2 separate regions of the Mus musculus genome follow, and region 2 is linked to region 1. Evidence: chromatin loops called from intact Hi-C (ENCODE). Cell type or tissue: left cerebral cortex. All regions are shown on one strand.

Region 1 (2,500 bases):
TCTGAAGCTATTGGCTACCCTGGAAGCATCTGGAGTTATCTGGAACCTATAGTCACTGGCTTTAAGTCCCACAGAAGAGAGAAGTTGGGATCAGTGGAGGCAGTCTAGAAAGAACTTGCTATGGGTGGTGGTTTGGATGAGAAGTTTCTCCCATAGCTTTATGTGTTAGAATACTTGGGCGTCAGCTGGTGGTGCCATTTGGGAAAGTTGCAGAACCTTTAAGAGGCCGGTCACTGGAGGCGGGCTTACAGCCTGCTGTCTACTTTGTGTTTGCAGTTGAAGATGTGATCTCTCAGCTCTGTGCTCCAGCCGCCATCCTGCTGCTTGCTTCAGTGCTTCTCATCACGATGGACCCTCTCCTTCTGGAACCGTGAGTCGATCCCATCCTTTATAAGTGGGTGTGGTCGTGGTGTTTCTTCACAGCACTAGGAAAGTTACTGATAAACTCTGAAAGCAGGAGGAGCGGGGTTCAGTCCCCGGCAACTGCATGAAAAGCTGGGTTTGGGGGTCTTGAGAGCAGTGATTAAAAGCTGGCTGCTCTTGCAAATAACCCAGTTCAGTTCCCAGCATAGGGGTATCAGGCAGCTCACAACTCCAGTTCCAGGAGATCTAGTGCCCTCTCTGGCTTCCACAGAAACATGTATGTATGTGGTATACACATAAGGTCATGAAACTACACACACACACACACACACACACACACACACACAATTAAATAGATATAACTTTTAAAGTGTTTTAAAGGCTTTACTTTTTAAAAAGTCAGATGTGGTGACATGCACATGCAATCTCATTGTCTGATGTGGCAGCCCACCTATCTATCCCACAGCTCAGAAGACGAAGACAAGATCCCCAGAGCAAGCTGGAGAGTTCGATGTGCTGAATTGGCAAACTCTGGGACCGTGAAGGACCCTGCCTCATATGTAAAGTGAAGAACCATCAAGGAAGATATCTAACCTCAACCTCTGCTTGCTACTGACACAGGCTGACAAGTACCTGCAAACACACGTACACAAGCAAACGTGGAACACAGACACACATACACACACACACATCATACACTCATAGAGAGATGCATAAGAAATCCACATCAACCGTAACACCACCATGTGTGTTGTCTTAACAGATGCTCTTGGTACTGTGTAGGAGAAGCAACTGTGGAAATTCCTACAGCTTTCCTTTTGTCCTCTTACACATAGAACTTGTCTTGCCAGCAGGTGGCAGTAGATGGCCAGAAATGAGGTAGGTGCAAGGAGATTTCAGTTTTGAGAGGTGAGTCTCCCAGGGTAACTGTTCACTTGGATCTCTGCAGCAGCCTGACGGTTTGATACTCTCGACTTTGTTACTCTTGTAACAAAGTAACAATATGCCGTTGGTGGGCACAGAGGCATCATCAGGGTTTGTCCTGTCTGACCTAGGAGTAGGGTTGATCACAAAATGAGACCTTAGGAGCAGATGTTTCCTGCTCATCTCTGTGGTTCCAGATCATCACTGGGAAAGGGAGGGTGCCTCGTGGGGCAGATGGCTTCCATGTGTTCACCACCTGGAAACAGGGGAAGCAGCTGTAGTATTAATGAGGTCTGGGGGTGGGGTGATGGACTCCCGAGGGAGTCAGCTTGGGGCTGGGTGGTGCAAACCTGTAGCCCTCAGCCTTCAGATCCATCCAATGAGATTTTAATGTTGTCAGTATTATTAATTACTATTGTGTACATGATGTGTGTGTGAGGAGGGTGGGGGTTGTATGCCGTGGTAGTAGGTGGGTATGCACATGTGTACAGACAGATCAGAGGACAGCTTGTGTAGCTTGCTCTCCCAAATCACTTTTACAGGCTGAGACATCTCTCTGGCGCTCTATCCAATATTTCTAAATTCCCTGAAAATTATACAGATTTATAATAGATTGCATTATGACATTCTCATACAAATATGGACTGAATTTCACATCAATTAAGAAAATCAAGAGACACGCCCCCCTCCCCAACGCTCCCACAGGCCAACCAGATCTACACAATCTCTCGCTGATATGTTCTTCCCAGGGGGACTCTAGGTTGTGCCAACTAAACTAAACCACCATACAGACAAACTTGTGGGCATTCCACAGAGAATATCCAGACCAGGTAAGAGGCAGGAGAATACTCTGCATGTCAGTGGTACTGTCAGGTGGACTGATGCGCCTGGTCAGGTGTACAGGAGGAAGTCAGCTTAGCATCATCTCCTTCTGCTTCCCGACGCTGGCTGCAGTGTGACCAGCCACTTCCTTTCCATGGCCGACTGCATCTGTGTACTGGGAGCCAGAAGAAACCTTTTATCCTTTAAGTTGCCTTTGTCAGGTTCCTGTCACAGAAACCAGTTCAGTGACCTTCAGGACCAACTTCCTGTTGCCACCCTCCCACCAGGAACTAGAGAACACTGGGACCTCATGCAACGTCTCCCAGAACCCCTGGCTCATGAGCAGCTGTGGACACTTCTGAAAGTTCCTATTCCCATTACAGGGGCTGGC
Region 2 (2,500 bases), 250 kb after region 1:
GGATAATGTTGCCTAACAGTTGCTAAGCTAAGGTCAGTGCACACTATATTGGCTATGTCTCAAGTTCAAAGACCAAGGTGAGGTCTGAACAAGAGCTTCTTAGCCTAAATTGTGGATCAGGGGATGTGGACATGGCCATTTCCCTCCATGGTGCGGACTGCAGAACTCAACACAGAGAAGAGTATTACCACGTGGCTGGTAGGAAGATCAGTGGACACAAATGAAGAAACAGGGGCATGTGACACTGACACAAATAAAAACAACAATTTGGCAGTGTTCTTCATAGGAGAGTAAAATACTATTTAAAAATGTCTTTATAGCTCATCAGAAAACTTCACCAATACAGAATGTGGGTAGTTGACCAGACATTTACTTTCAGACAAAAAAGATGAGCCCGAGAGGCCCACGGAGCACAAAAAAAAAAAGAGAGTGCAGCTCAGGTGGGGGCTTCATGAGCAACAAACCCCAAGAGAGCAACGTACAAAGTGATGTTGAATATTCCTCCCAGTGTGGCCTCAGCACGGTTACCACCCACAGCACACTTCAGTGCCCTGATTCACCAGAACAAAGATCAAACAAGAAAGGGGAAGAGAACTGAGGCAGAGGGAAGGCAAGAAGCCCCTGGAGACAGAATGAAGAAGAGGGTAAGGACAGCGTGCAACACATCATGCAGGGACCTCAGTGAGGACAAGTGGGCACTGGGCAGCACTCGGTGGGAACAGAGGACCAGAGAGACACACACCTCAATCACAGAAACAAACCGCTTACCCTCCGCTTTAGTGGTAGTACCGTCTTTAAGCCAATTAAAAAACAAGGGAGGGGACAACAGGGAACAGTTAGTAACATTCAGAAAATTAAAAAGCAGAATGTTATTAGCTACTAAAAAAGCAAAATGTACACTTTAAAACAAAGCCAAAAAAAGGAAACCGAGTTCAGAAGCAGGGCAGAGTGGGAAGCCAGCTAAGGGGCCTCACCAGGAGCCAGCTCAGCCCAGAGTAACACAGTTTGCCTTTGGAAAGCAAAACAGAACAGTGACACACATTTGTATCACAGTCGACAGCATGCCTCACAGTCTCTGGTTTGCCAATTGTATCATCCTTGGGAAAGTTCCCATTCCCTGAAAGTTCTAGCAGGAGGAGGGGTGTAGAGGAGCCACTAAAAGTTCAGGTTCCAAGGAGTAACCCCAAGAGCAGAACCCAGTGAGAAGAGCTAGAGGCTGCAGCAAGGCCTATCCCAACTACTCGCCCAGCAGCAGCAGCTGTTGCACTTAGTACCTGCATCCAGGCCTACGTACTCCAAGTCTTCCCTCATGTGTCTGGACTCTAGAAGTTTGGAAAAGGGTTATCAGCTTTAATGCTATACTTTGCAAGGCAAGTGTCTTGTCACTCTAAGTAGGACCTGGGCACAGTCTCAGAACTACGTGCTACTTCACTCTTTGCTGAAGTAGCATGTGGGGGTGGGGCAAAACCAAGGAAACTAAAGGTAGAATTCTTATGGGGAAGGGAGAGAAGAGTCAATGCCGCAGCCTTGTCTGGAGAGGAAACTGTGCTTAGAGAATGTCCTCAGCGAGTCTGAAGGGTTCTTCATGTGCCACCAGACCAAACTCCTGGGCCTCTCATCAGCACTGAGGGAATCTACGGAGGCCTGAACTAAACACCACATATGTATACGAGTAAGTACTCACCCTAGAGTCTCTCAAGGCTGGCATGAAAACAGTCAGGCAATGCTAACTAAAAATACTAAAGGGGAGCCAGGTATATCTGTGGGAAACAGAGGCAAGCCATCTCTGAGTTAGAGGCCAGTCTGGTCTACATAGTGAGTTCCAGGCTACCCAGGGTTATACAGTGGGACCCTGTCTCCAAAACAAAAATAAAACCAAATAAACAAAAACCAAAAGTAAAAGTGGATCAAAAGTATTGACACCCTGGCAAATACTAAGATCTAACTTGTTCACCACGGGAAGGCACACCTGCGGCTTCTTCCTTGACCACAAAGTACAAAGCAGCACCTTCGTACTTGTACATTAATGGAACAGTAGTTACCTCGAGGAAGAAGAGAGCCCTCACTAAGCCTCTTTTCGAGAGAATATCTGAGATCAGGGGAACAGGACTGCCTGGACATATGGTTCCAGGACATACATGTCTCAGCTTAGCAGTGCTCTTACTTCAGCTCTTTCTGCGACCTTGCAGGGTGATCACTTACAAAGGACCTTCATGTAATCTCACCCATCCTCAACCATGTGCCTGAGTCAGATGGCTACCTCTCCACAAGGTCACTGGCAGAGAGACAGACTCTGAGCTTGCACAGCCTGCCCATGGTGACAGTGAACAAGTGGTACTGTCTCTGTCCTGTCCTGTCTGCATGCTTCCAATGTCAAAACACTTCAGAAGATTAGCTTTACAGTGACCTTGAAATACTCTAGTGGGCACGTGAGTAACCCAGTCCTAGTGTTATGATTTAAACTAAGTCCTCAGATTTGGGGGTGAATGACTAACGTGGT

Evidence for each region. A loop is a pair of places that touch in the nucleus more often than their neighbours do. Peaks named below come from ENCODE experiments on the same cell type or tissue, not always from the same donor. Only the 100,000 strongest peaks of a DNase experiment are listed, where the experiment ranks them.
Region 2: it touches region 1 in a loop (2.8-fold over the local background); 4 of 42 quality-filtered maps call a loop at or near these places.

Annotation. Positions count from the first base shown.
Region 1 is chr1:118,758,485-118,760,984 of GRCm38, reverse strand. No RefSeq gene overlaps it. Among named protein-coding and RNA genes, the nearest start is that of Tfcp2l1, 130 kb to the right of the region's middle. In left cerebral cortex, a CTCF peak has its summit at 1,210 (motif pointing right); DNase peaks (open chromatin) are centred at 331 and 1,220.
Region 2 is chr1:118,510,997-118,513,496 of GRCm38, reverse strand. Clasp1 (CLIP associating protein 1) reads right to left here. Exons shown (of 43, transcript NM_001359328.1): 20 at 769-792. Among named protein-coding and RNA genes, the nearest start is that of 2900060B14Rik, 53 kb to the right of the region's middle. In left cerebral cortex, no CTCF peak of the experiment used is centred here; a DNase peak (open chromatin) is centred at 1,128.